Regions from separate parts of the Homo sapiens genome. Here regions 1, 2 and 4 are each linked to region 3. A link is a contact called in ENCODE Hi-C or POLR2A ChIA-PET data. All regions are on one chromosome and are shown on one strand. Each heading gives the region's core, a stretch centred on a gene start or an enhancer-like site at or near the end of the contact. The rest is flanking DNA. Distances are from core to core; before and after follow the strand shown.

What was found. Hi-C counts contacts between places; a loop is a spot of excess contacts on that map. ChIA-PET counts read pairs that join two places held with the same protein, here RNA polymerase II (POLR2A). Pooled maps may share reads with other maps.
Region 1: a loop to region 3 is called in a map with no recorded cell type, with 6 times the contacts of the local background. The contact joins the promoter of SLC12A2 here to the promoter of DMXL1 in region 3. A Hi-C loop is called at or near these places in 1 of 37 single-sample maps with no recorded cell type and 3 of 50 pooled maps. POLR2A ChIA-PET finds 5 or more read pairs at or near these places in 1 of 52 experiments (CD4-positive, alpha-beta memory T cell).
Region 2: a pooled map shows a loop between it and region 3 (12-fold over the local background). The contact joins the promoter of EPB41L4A-AS1 here to the promoter of DMXL1 in region 3. A Hi-C loop is called at or near these places in 3 of 50 pooled maps. POLR2A ChIA-PET finds 5 or more read pairs at or near these places in 2 of 52 experiments (Caco-2 and WTC11).
Region 4: a map of CD4-positive, alpha-beta T cell shows a loop between it and region 3 (14-fold over the local background). The contact joins the promoter of YTHDC2 here to the promoter of DMXL1 in region 3. A Hi-C loop is called at or near these places in 1 of 168 maps with a recorded cell type or tissue (CD4-positive, alpha-beta T cell), 1 of 37 single-sample maps with no recorded cell type and 5 of 50 pooled maps.

Annotation. Positions count from the first base shown.
Region 1 is chr5:128,082,463-128,085,162 of GRCh38, reverse strand. SLC12A2 (solute carrier family 12 member 2) reads right to left here and starts at 1,397. Exons shown (of 27, transcript NM_001046.3): 1 at 453-1,397. The coding sequence starts at 1,208. SLC12A2-DT (SLC12A2 divergent transcript) reads left to right here and starts at 1,988. Exons shown (of 4, transcript NR_152813.1): 1 at 1,988-2,193. RefSeq lists an enhancer at 244-413 and a silencer at 904-1,733.
Region 2 is chr5:112,159,276-112,161,775 of GRCh38, reverse strand. It overlaps EPB41L4A-AS1 (EPB41L4A antisense RNA 1), which reads right to left and starts at 1,250. Exons shown (of 3, transcript NR_015370.2): 1 at 481-1,250; 2 at 1-73. SNORA13 (small nucleolar RNA, H/ACA box 13) reads right to left here and starts at 291; the gene lies at 159-291. It also overlaps a transcript of EPB41L4A not described here. RefSeq lists enhancers at 446-495, 606-655, 676-775, 551-1,283, 1,156-1,365 and 1 more.
Region 3 is chr5:119,069,744-119,072,443 of GRCh38, reverse strand. DMXL1 (Dmx like 1) reads right to left here and starts at 1,357. Exons shown (of 44, transcript NM_001290321.3): 1 at 788-1,357. The coding sequence starts at 874. DMXL1-DT (DMXL1 divergent transcript) reads left to right here and starts at 1,554. Exons shown (of 3, transcript NR_134250.1): 1 at 1,554-1,638. RefSeq lists silencers at 921-1,200, 1,511-1,590.
Region 4 is chr5:113,512,258-113,514,957 of GRCh38, reverse strand. YTHDC2 (YTH N6-methyladenosine RNA binding protein C2) reads right to left here and starts at 1,264. Exons shown (of 30, transcript NM_022828.5): 1 at 876-1,264. The coding sequence starts at 1,062. LOC124901046 (a long non-coding RNA gene) reads left to right here and starts at 1,300. Exons shown (of 2, transcript XR_007058905.1): 1 at 1,300-1,527; 2 at 2,018-2,700. RefSeq lists a silencer at 779-1,008 and enhancers at 961-1,462, 1,459-1,508.

The sequences.
Region 1 (2,700 bases), core at 148-2,647, 9.0 Mb before region 3:
TCCCACTCTTGCGATCCCTAATAGGCGTACATAAGCCACACAACACAATCTTTCAAAACGACACAGATGGTAGGTGCTCTCCAACCTCTCTCGAGAGATCCTCACTGCACATTCTCCTCTAAAGGGCCCACAAACACTACTGTCATTCAGAGGGATGGTGACTGTTGAGCGTGGGTGGGAAAGAAAGTGCACACGAGATACCTAACTGGATGGGGAAGGTTGTTAGAGGCAGCCCTCCGGTATCACGTAACTAGCCAAACCCGCTACAAACTTTTGAGAGATTAAGTTAACATTCCTCGGCAATTCCACCCTTGACAGCTGAATCCAGAGATGCCAGCAAGTCGTGCACGTCTACTACTCCCGCCACCTCAACTCGGGAAGAGTCTGCAGCCACATCCCGCGGTCGGCATGCACCAGGGGCTGGGGAAGAAGGGAGGGCTGGGCGAGCTCACCTTTTCCAGCTCGTCGTGGAGCTCCGCCAGGCTAGGCCGGAGCAGCTTCTCGCCCAGCTGCGCGGCTGTGTGCCGGTAGTGATCGATCCTGGGCACAGCGTCCATGGTGTTGTGGCCGAAGGTGCGCAGGTAGTAGGTGTTGGTGTGGGTATCATAATAGTAGTGCTGGTGGTGCCCACTGCCGCCGCCGCCGCCGGAGTGCAGGCTGCTGCCCTCGCTCAGCACCGTGTCCCCGCCGTTCTGGAAGCTCACGTTGGGCCCGTCGACTCCGACCCCGGCAGCATCTGACAGGCTGTCTTCAGCCGACGAGGAGGCAGCTGGGTCCACGAAGTTCACGCGGAAGCGGCCCTTGGCTTCCTCGCTGCCTTTAGCCGGCTCGCTCTCGCCGCTGGCTTCCCCGTCCGCGGGGGTCTGCTTGGCCCCCGCCCCAGCACCAGCCGCCGCCGCTGCCGCCGCCGCCGCCGCCGCCGCAGCAGCGGCCCGCCCGGCGTTCTCGGAAACCAGGTCCACCTGGAAACGGCTCTGGCTCGGGGTGGGCCCCAAGGGTCTGCCCAGCCCGTCCCCGGCCGCCGCGGGGCCCTCATCGCGGACCCCGCCGCCGTCCCGGCTCGCGGGCGCAGCATCCTCCGGCACCGAGGGCACAGCCGTGCCGGGCAGTTCCACCCTGGCTGCGGCCAGCGCAGCGGCTGACGGCGTCTCCCCGACCCCGGCCAGTCCCGGGGCGCCGGAGGAGGGCGCCGTGGGCCGCGGCTCCATAGCTGCCCGACCCCCGGCGGAACTGCAGAGCCCGGCGGACGTCTCCGGCAGCACGCCCTCCACACCCCTGGCCGGCGGTGGCCACAGCCGCAAGACCAGGTGAGAGAGTCTTTCTCCCCGCCGCCTGCGGGCCGCCGCTAGCCTGGACGGCCACAGAGGCCACCGGCAGCCGAGCGAGCGCGCGAGTGTGGCGGGCGCGGGGCGGGCCCCGCTGTTTAAAGCCTCGGCGGGGCTGCGGCGGCGGCGGCTCCGGCAGCAGCACGCGGGAGGCGGGGCCGGAGGCTCCTCCGCCCCTCAGCCCGCCCACCCGCGGTCCCGCAGCGGCGCGCGGCTGACGCTCCCTCAGCGATCCGGCCCTCCGCGGCTCCTGCGCGACCCCACGCAAAAGCGCCCCGTGCGAAGAGCGCGGCCAGCCAGTCCGCAAAGGGCCTCGGGCAGTGCGGGCAGCACGAACGGCGCGATCGGGGAGCAGGCGCGGCTACGCTCCGCCTCAGTGATGTCGCCGGGAGGATCTCCGCGCGGCTACCTCCTCTTCCGCCGCCTTCCTCCCACGCCTTCACCTCCCTCCCCCGCCGCGCTCTGCGGCGAAAAGGAGCGGGCTCCCAGGCCACCTCCCCTCTCTCCACCCAGGGGCCGCGCGTCAGTGGACCTGCAGCCCAGGCAACGGGGCTGCGGACGGCGCGCGTGCCCTGCCTCGCCTCACGCCGGTAGCTGATGCTCCCGCGGCAGCTGCCACCCCAGCGCCCCAGCCACGGCTTCAGAGGCTCTCGCACGCTGGCTTTTTTTTTTTCCCCCCGCTTTGGTGAACTCGCAGTACTTGGGCTGAGCCCGAAATCTCGCGAGATGCTGCAGGCGTCAGTGCGGCTTCCCACTAGGCGCGTGGTACCCGAGGCCGGGCCGGAGCCGCAGGCCAGCCGCGATTCCTTCGGGCGATGCTGGGGGCTTTCCGGTCGGGGCCGCAGCCGCTTCCGGAGCCGCGGGCGAGGTGCGTTCCCCAGCCTGGTTTGCTCTGGGCTCTGACCCGCCGCCGCGAATCTCCGCTCGTAACTCCGGGCCTGAACCTGGAGGAGGGAGGATTTCCTCTGTGCAGCTTTCGAGCGGTAGACTCACCCTGCCAGGCAGACCTAGATTGGCATAACCAGAGATCAGTTCCAGTTGTGATGCAGTGGGTGTCTACACACTTCTGATGACACCTTTATTTTAAAAGCTGATGTTCCAAGGTGAGAAGGGAGCTTCTTTGAGACGTCATGTTGTTTCAAGACGAGTTTTAATTTAAGGCATTTCCAAAAGTGATATGCAGCTCATCTCTCAGAATACAATGCCGGCAATAACTACCCGTGGAGTCCTTACCAGGAGGTTTCTGCGTGATTTGGGTTGTGCAGAATTCCTCTGCTTATATAGAAACAGAAAGGTACTCCTCTGCAGGTCTAGTTTCTCTTCGGTAAAATGTAAGGGAATATAACTGTGTTCCCACTTTCTTAGCAGCAGAAAT
Region 2 (2,500 bases), core at 1-2,500, 6.9 Mb after region 3:
CTTCAGGTCACCTTTATGCTCCCAGATGGTATTCAGCTAGCAGCAGTCTACACTTCAGGCATCCATCTTCCACCTGAACAAAAATTAGAACTGGCTAAGAGAAACCATACACTTAAGGCTAGCAGGGTCAAGATCACGCGTGGAAACGTAAAAGCAGCAACTGTTACTTATGCAGCTCCTACACCAAAGGTATCAAATTTAAGGGCAGGAAAAGGCTGCAAAGCGTTTAATTTACGCCTTTTTTGACACCACATTCACTAGTTTCCAAAGTGAATGGGCAACACAAAGGCTGACACTGCGTGAGGTAGGCTTTATGGCATAAGGTTGCTGACTGGCTGACAGTAATGCCGATTACAGCCTAAAAACGGACAATACATTTCAGAGAAATTTTCTCACGATTTAAAATCCGACTTAATAATGAAAAGTGAAATGCGATGCGTTTTAAATGGCGACTGGTCTTGCACGAACGTGAAAACTCACCTGTAGGGTAGGTGATCACTCCCGACGAGCACCGCACGTGGAAACAGCTGTAACCAGGCACGCTGCTTTTAAGTTATTTTATACGGGGGCAGGGCAAGCATAAAGTCAGTTATACGGTAAGGCCTTTTCACTGACGAAAATAAAACCAGGCTTATCTGGAGAACTCCCTGGCATAGTCGATGATGTAAACACAAATCGACGAAGCTCCCCGTTTCCAAACGTGGGAACGCAGGCCTGAGGCCAGGCCGCTGCCCTTGTTCACGGCCCCGGACACTTCGGACACAGGCCGCCGCAGTCGACTCACCAGACTCAGGGTGGCCGCGTTCCCCCGCCCGGCGCCCCTGCGTGAGAGACCACGCGGCCACAGCCAGGCGCCATCCCAGAGGACCCAGAGCAAAAACCACAGCAAGCTCGCACCAAAAGGAAGAAAGGACAGGCTTCCGTCCCACAATGCTTTTCTACAAGTGGAAGGACCCACTGTCCGAGAGCGCGAGGGGGGAGCGGGCTGTACCATCGGCCGCTGCGCTATGGCGAGACGCCGCCGTGTGGCCGGAGGGAGAAGTGCCAGTGAGGGACCGAGGGGCGTGTCACCAAAGGGAGGAGGAGCCTGGGTTCTCAGCCCGAGTCACCTCTGCGGATGTGTGGCCAGTTCTTTCCACAGAGGAGGTATCCAGACATCCCCCCACCCGACCAGGGTCAAGAGCATATGATCAGTGCTGGCAGCGGCAGGAGCCCAAAGGACTTTAGACCACGTATTTTGGGACCCGACAGAATTCATGAGTCCAGCTGAGGAAGAGTAGAGTCATTCATTCGAAAGATATTTAGTCAGCACTTACTATGCTCCAGGCCCTGGCCTGAGTGCCTGGGAATCAGGTGTGGGTGAGCCAGGCAAGGTTTCTGTGGTACATTCTGCTTGGGTGAGTAGGCCACTGACCAAGTGAGCCCGGATGCTGAAATTCTACAATGTAAGTGCCAGGAGGGCAGCAAAAGAGGGTCATGCCATAGGGTAGCGCTGTCCGATGGAAACAGTGTGAGCCATGAGTGTAATTTTAAATTTTCCAATTGCCACATAAAATGTGAAAAGAACGCCGGGCGCGGTGGCTCATGCCTGTAATCCCAGCACTTTGGCAGGCTGAGGCAGGTGATCACCTGAAGTCAGGAGTTCAAGACCAGCCTGGCCAACATGGCAAAACCCCGTCTCTACTAAAAATACAAAAATTACTTGGGCTTGGTGGCGGGCGTCTATAATCCCAGCTACTTGGGAGGCTGAGGCAGGAGAAATGGCTTGAACCCGGGCGGGGTGGGGGTGGAGGTTGCGGTGAGCCGAGATCATGCCACTTGACTCCAGCCTGGACAAAAGGGCGAAACTCCGTCTCAAAAAAAAAAAAAAAAAAGTAAAAAGAAACAGATCAAATTAATTTTAATAATAACCCAACATATTTTAAATATTTCAACAGGCAATCAATATGAGATTATTAATAAGATATTTCTTTTATATCTACTAAGTCATAAAAATCCGGTGTATATTTTATACTTCCAGCACATTTCCGTTCAGACTAGACACATTTCAAGTGTTCAGTAGCTCATGGGGCTAGGAATAGGAAGACTGGAAGTGAACTCCGAGCAGATGTGTGAAGGCGGTTATGCAAGATCTGGAGACAGCAGGCCTTGGCCAGTGTGGCTGGAGTCGAGTAAGGAGTGTAGAGTGACAAGATGCAGCTGGAGAGCCAGGCAGGAGCAAGGCACTTAGGGTCTTGTCACACAGGGCAAGGTGTTGGGATTTTATGCTGAAATCTTAGAGTTGATTAATTATCACCACAAAAATTAAGCAGAGTTTGTTAATTGGCTTTTTTCCTGATAACCATAACTCCTTGAAGGGACAGGACAAGTGGCAGCAAGACAAGTTGTATGATAACAACTAGGTCTCCATGTTTCTCTAAGTCCTAGCAGAGATTCATCCAGAGACCAGTTTTAGCACCTTTCGTTGTTTCTTTGAAGCCTACTTCTATAAAAGAAAGAA
Region 3 (2,700 bases), core at 108-2,607:
ATCATTAGCATTATAAATTTATGTAGATAAAAGTATCATGTGCAATTACTGACTTATATTTTGAAATTGTTATTAAAAAAAAACCTATAGTTAAGGTAGAAAAATGCCACTATACTGACAAGTAGCCCGAAATTTGGTGCCCTCTTCTTGTCAATATGTGACCAATGAAAAGCAAGTTAAGCAACCTTAACCTGGGATTACCAGGTTATTGTAAAATATCCAAGAAATATTTTTAAAAATGAAAAGGCTTTTTTTTCTTTCCGAAGTTATTTCTCAGGGAATTAGAAAAGAAAATAAATGAAAAACACTGTTCTCAAGGCTAGTTGTTGATGGCAAACAATTGGTAATTGTTTTGAGACACCCACTTTTTAACTACAAAGATACTTGACCTTAACTTAGAATACAAAATGAAACCAATCTCCACTATTCCTAAATTTGACAATTTGAACCTATAGAATGGTATAAAAAAGCCCCCAACTCGTTACTCAACAAAGATTTTTGAACAAACGACTTTGGCAAAGCACCCTGGCCCAAGGCAGACAGACCAAAAACTTTAAAAATCCTACAAAATATTCTAACTTGAGTTCAGGCTCCATACAGTACCTCACTGACCGACATGGTTTTGCTTCCTTAGTTCTCAAGGGCCAGGTCTGCTGGGTTCTGGGTGGTAAGGACCCCCCTGGGGAGACAAGACCTCGCGCCTCTGCCCGTCGTTCTGGGCCAAGCTCGGCCCAGAATGACGGGCAAAGGCCGGGCCACGGGCGACGCGAGGGCCTCCCTCACTCACCGTGAAGCGCTGGTCGCCAATGCTGCCCACGGAGAAGCAGTGGTCGCCAGGGTTCACAGCCCCGGTCAGCACCTGGTGCAGGTTCATGTCGGCGCCCTAGTCCTGCAACGGACACCGCATCCAGCTCATGCCACGGGTCAGCGGCTGCTTCCCTCCCTCCTTCCCTCAGGGGCGGCGGCCGCTCTTCGGTGGCGACGGCAGAAGCAGCGACAGGCGCCTGGAGCCGGAGCCGCTCAGCTGGGGCCCGCGACTCATCCCGAGCCCCGGAGGGCGAGGCCCGGAGGGGGCGGGTCGGCGAGAGGGCGGAGCGCCGCGCTCCTTCGCGCACCTGTCACTCCCCGCGCTAGCCCAGGTGAAGCTCAGGGTCCCCTCACCGGCCACGACCCGGGGCCGACTCACCGGCCAGGAAGGCCGCGCTGTCCACACACTTCCTCTGGACCTCGGGCAGCCGCTCCTGACCCAGCCCGAGTGGCGCAAGCAGTACGCGCTCGCACTCCCCGCCTGACCTGTCCCTTCCCGGCTCCGGTGCCCGCCACCCCCACAGTCCTCCGCCACTCACTACGCGCCTCTGGATCCCTGCGGCCGAAATATCGCGAGACTTCGCTCGGGGCAGCTGCTACTGTGGTAAAGAATTCACTTTTTTACCACAGCGTGCGTATCAGCAAGTGAACATAAAAACGCCTCTTCTAGTCAGAAACTGGCCAATCCCGACCCCCGGTCCACCTAGGGCTCCGCCCACCACCGAGAATAAGCCAATCTCTTTGAGGCTTCTACAGGAGAACGCCGTGCGTTTGAGCTTGAACCTGATAAGCCTGGCAGAAGCCTGATGAACCCAGAATGAGTGAGATGTGGTAAGTTGTGCTTTAGGTTAGGGCGTCATCTAACTGTTGGGCCAGAAAATTTAAAGGGGAGAAGTGCATCCTAAAGGGAGTTGCAGTTTCCTCGGTTCTGGTAGGACTACAAGTCCCAATATGCACCGCTCCCCCGGGCGACCTGAGTGTCTCTTGAGTAAATGTGACCCTTGAAACGTCTACGTTAGCAGCTTAATGGTTTCTCCAGCCTTGCGCGTGTTTCCAAGTCCCTAAACGGGATGGTTTTTGAAAGGCTCGAACACTTGACAAGTAGGAAAGTGGTATTTTCTTAGCCTAAGTTATCTTAACACGTGATTTGAAATAGTGCTGGTAATAACAACACACCAGCCCTGCATTGAGCGTTTGTTTTGGAAAAGAACCTAGGAATTCCAGAATGATCAGAGTCACAGCTACAAACTGAGATTCAACTCTCATTGTATTTTGACACAAGTTTTGTATTATAATTGACAAACATCTGTTTATATGTCTCCCCCTGTATACCGTAAGCCTCTTTGGAATACAGAGGAACAGGACACAAGTCTGTCCTTAATGTCTAGCACCGCACCAGTCCCACCCATTCAGGGTGTTCTGTAAATGTTGCATGAATGTGTATAGAAACTCTCCAAATAGGCCAGGCACGGTGACTCACGCCTATTATTCCAGAACTTTGGGAGGCCGAGGAGGGTGAATCACGAGGTCAGGAGTTCGAGACCAGCCTGGCCAACATAGTGAAACCCCCTTCTCTACTAAAAATACAAAAATTAGCCGGGCGTGGTGGCTCCCACCTGTAATCCCAGCTACTCGGGAGGTTGAGGCAGGAGAATCACTTGAACCCGGGAGGCAGAGGTTGTAGTGAGCCAAGACCCCCGTTGCACTCCAGCCTGGGTGACAGAGTGAGATCCCGTCTCAAAACAAACAACCCTCAAAACTCTCCAATAGGCCAGGCACGATGGCTCACGCCTGTAATCCCAGCACTTTGGTAAGTCGAGGTGGGGGCGGGGGGATCACCTGAGGTTGGGAGTTCGAGACCAGCCTGGCTAACATTGTGAAACCCAGTTTCTA
Region 4 (2,700 bases), core at 15-2,514, 5.6 Mb after region 3:
TTGGTATAATGACTGAACATATTTAACTTGGTCCCTACTTGTTTAGTTAACAAAATGTTTATTTTCTTCAATGATGAGATATGTTCAAATATTATGAATTCTCAACATGAAACTCCATTGTCTTTGCTTTCAAAACTGTACAGAATTCGTATTTCACTATTTCAGAGGGATTTGTTATATATTGCTGAGGCTTTCTCTTTTTTTAATGTGAATTTAGAATCTCTCTGTCTAGAACATTCCCCGTTTTGGACTATAAGATTCCAGAGTAAGAGGTCCCCTAACTAAGCCAGCAGGTCCGAATGAGCCCTCAACAGACTGCACAGGTCACCGCAGGTCAGTTGCTGGTTCTGCATTATATGACCCAAGACAAGTGGCTATCTAACCTCAAGAGGTGTGGAAGATGCTTCGTGTGCCAAACAAGTTTAATTTAAGTGGGTAGCGTGATGCTTCAGGGTCCAAACGTATTGCTGGTGCATTTATTTATATGTTTGATTTCTTTCTGCTCTTCTACATCTGTAGCTTAAACGTGCCACAATTAGGTGACACCCCCTTAAAAAGGGTTAGGGCTAACCAATATCTGAAACACGGTGGCTTAACCGCCCAAGGCTGCTGAAAGACGCGGGGGAAAAACACTTTCAGCTAGGGAGCAAAGTGCCCATAACCCCATTGATCCGCAGAGCACCTCGCATTCCACCGCAGGGCCAACAGCCGCGTTCCAGACCCGGGTGCCGCCGCTGAGGCCCGCCCCGGACGGTGGCCCGGGTCTTCCCTCCCTCTTCGGAGGCACCCCCATCACTCGGTGGGCCGCCGTTTGGGGGGCGCTGGGGTGAGGGGGGTATCCTGACTGCCAGCATGGTCCCTGTCCGGAACCTCACCTCTCTGGTCCCCGTATCGGAAGCGCTCCAGCGCGATATTGACTGCGATCTTCACCTCCTCATCAATGCGAATGTCCTTCAGCCCCTTGGCCCGGCCGCCGCCCCCAGGGCCACAAGGCGAGGGGCCGCCGCCTCCGCCACCGCCAGGAGCCGGCTGCCGCGGGGAGACGCTGCTCGGCCTGGACATTGCCCTGAAGAGATGGTCTCTCCGCACGGGAGCGGCCAGGCCTGCTAGCTGACAGCCAATGACAAAGACCGTGGGAATCCGGGGCCACTACCGGGAAGCTCCGGAGACGGCCTGTGTTGGGCTGAGGTCACCAGAAAGGCCTCAGTCACCGCCACAGCAGAAGTGAAGCCTGCGCCATTGATATCACGGCCAGGCGAGGAGCGCGGGCGTAATGACGTCACCAGGGCCGGCGCCCGTGACCTCAGCGCGGCCGCCGCTGCGCGCCTAAAGGAGGCTGTCTGCGGAGCTATGGTGCGGTTCTCTTCCCGCGCCGCCCACCAAGGGTCGCTCCTCATCTTCTTATTCACTCACTTGCTACTTCGTTTAGTCCTTCATTAATTCCTGCAGTAAGCATGTATGGGCTTCTACTGTGGACCTGGCATTATGCCACGCCTTCGATGTACATTGGAGAACCAGAGAGCCAAGGTTCCTACCTTCATGGAGTTTATATTTTAGTGGGAGGAGGGTTGCCAGATTTAGCAAATAAAAATACAGAATGCTTAATAATTTGCATTTCAGATAAACGAATAATTTTTAGTGTATATATTTCCCATGCAATATTTGGAAAAATATCATAAAAAATACATATACTAAAGAATGAGCCACTGTTGTGTGTCTTGCATTCTTCCCTTTTCTGAATGGGAGATTTTAATGCAAGTATGCCACCCTTGCTCTATCACGCTACACAGGGTAGCTGAGTGGGGGCAGGTATGTAGTACATATTTACATAGTTCATGAGTTACCTGGCAATGAGGATATACATCTGGATCTAATAAAGAGGACTGTGTATCAACAACAGATCCTGGATGCAGTGACTAGATAGAATTCCAGGTGTCTGGGGAGGGTATATGTGTATTCTGTGTGTGGTAAGAAGGGGGCGGAATATTTGGTGACAAGAAGTATCTTTTCTTCCTAGGCATTATATTTCCCAACTCTCCTGCAGTTAGCTGGGGGCCACATGGCTGAGTTCCGGCCATTGGAATGTTGCTGGAACTGATGTATACCACTTCCAGGATTGGTCTATAACACCTTCCTTGAATCTTCCCTTCTCTGTCTTTCCTGGTCTTCTGGAAGTTCTTAGACAACGGTGGAACCACTAGATAGATAACAGGTTCCCGATTCCCTGAACGAGTGTGATAGAGTGTCCTCACCAACCCACATTGGAATATGACATGGGTAAGAAATAATTCTTAGTTGTGGTAAACTGCTGAGATTTGGGAAGATTTTTTTTTGTAACATTATGGTAAATTGTTGAATTCATCAAAGGTATGGCCTTTGATGAATCACACATTCCTCTGTTCACACCCTTGTATTCTTCCTTCCCACATGGACTCTGTCTTTGGCTATGTAACTTGCTTTGGCCATTGGGACATCAGCAAATACGAGATAAGCAGGGGCTTGAAAGGTGTTTGTGCATTAAGGCTTAGCCTGTTTTGCTGCTGAGAATTCTTCTTCCACAAAGTAAAGAAGCTTAGGCTAGCCCACTGACAACTATGGCCCAATCATCCACCAGCACCAAGGGCAAGACGTGAAAAAGGCCATAATGGAAAGTCTAGTCTTAGAAAAGCTGCTGGATGACCACAACTCTGTAAGCAACCC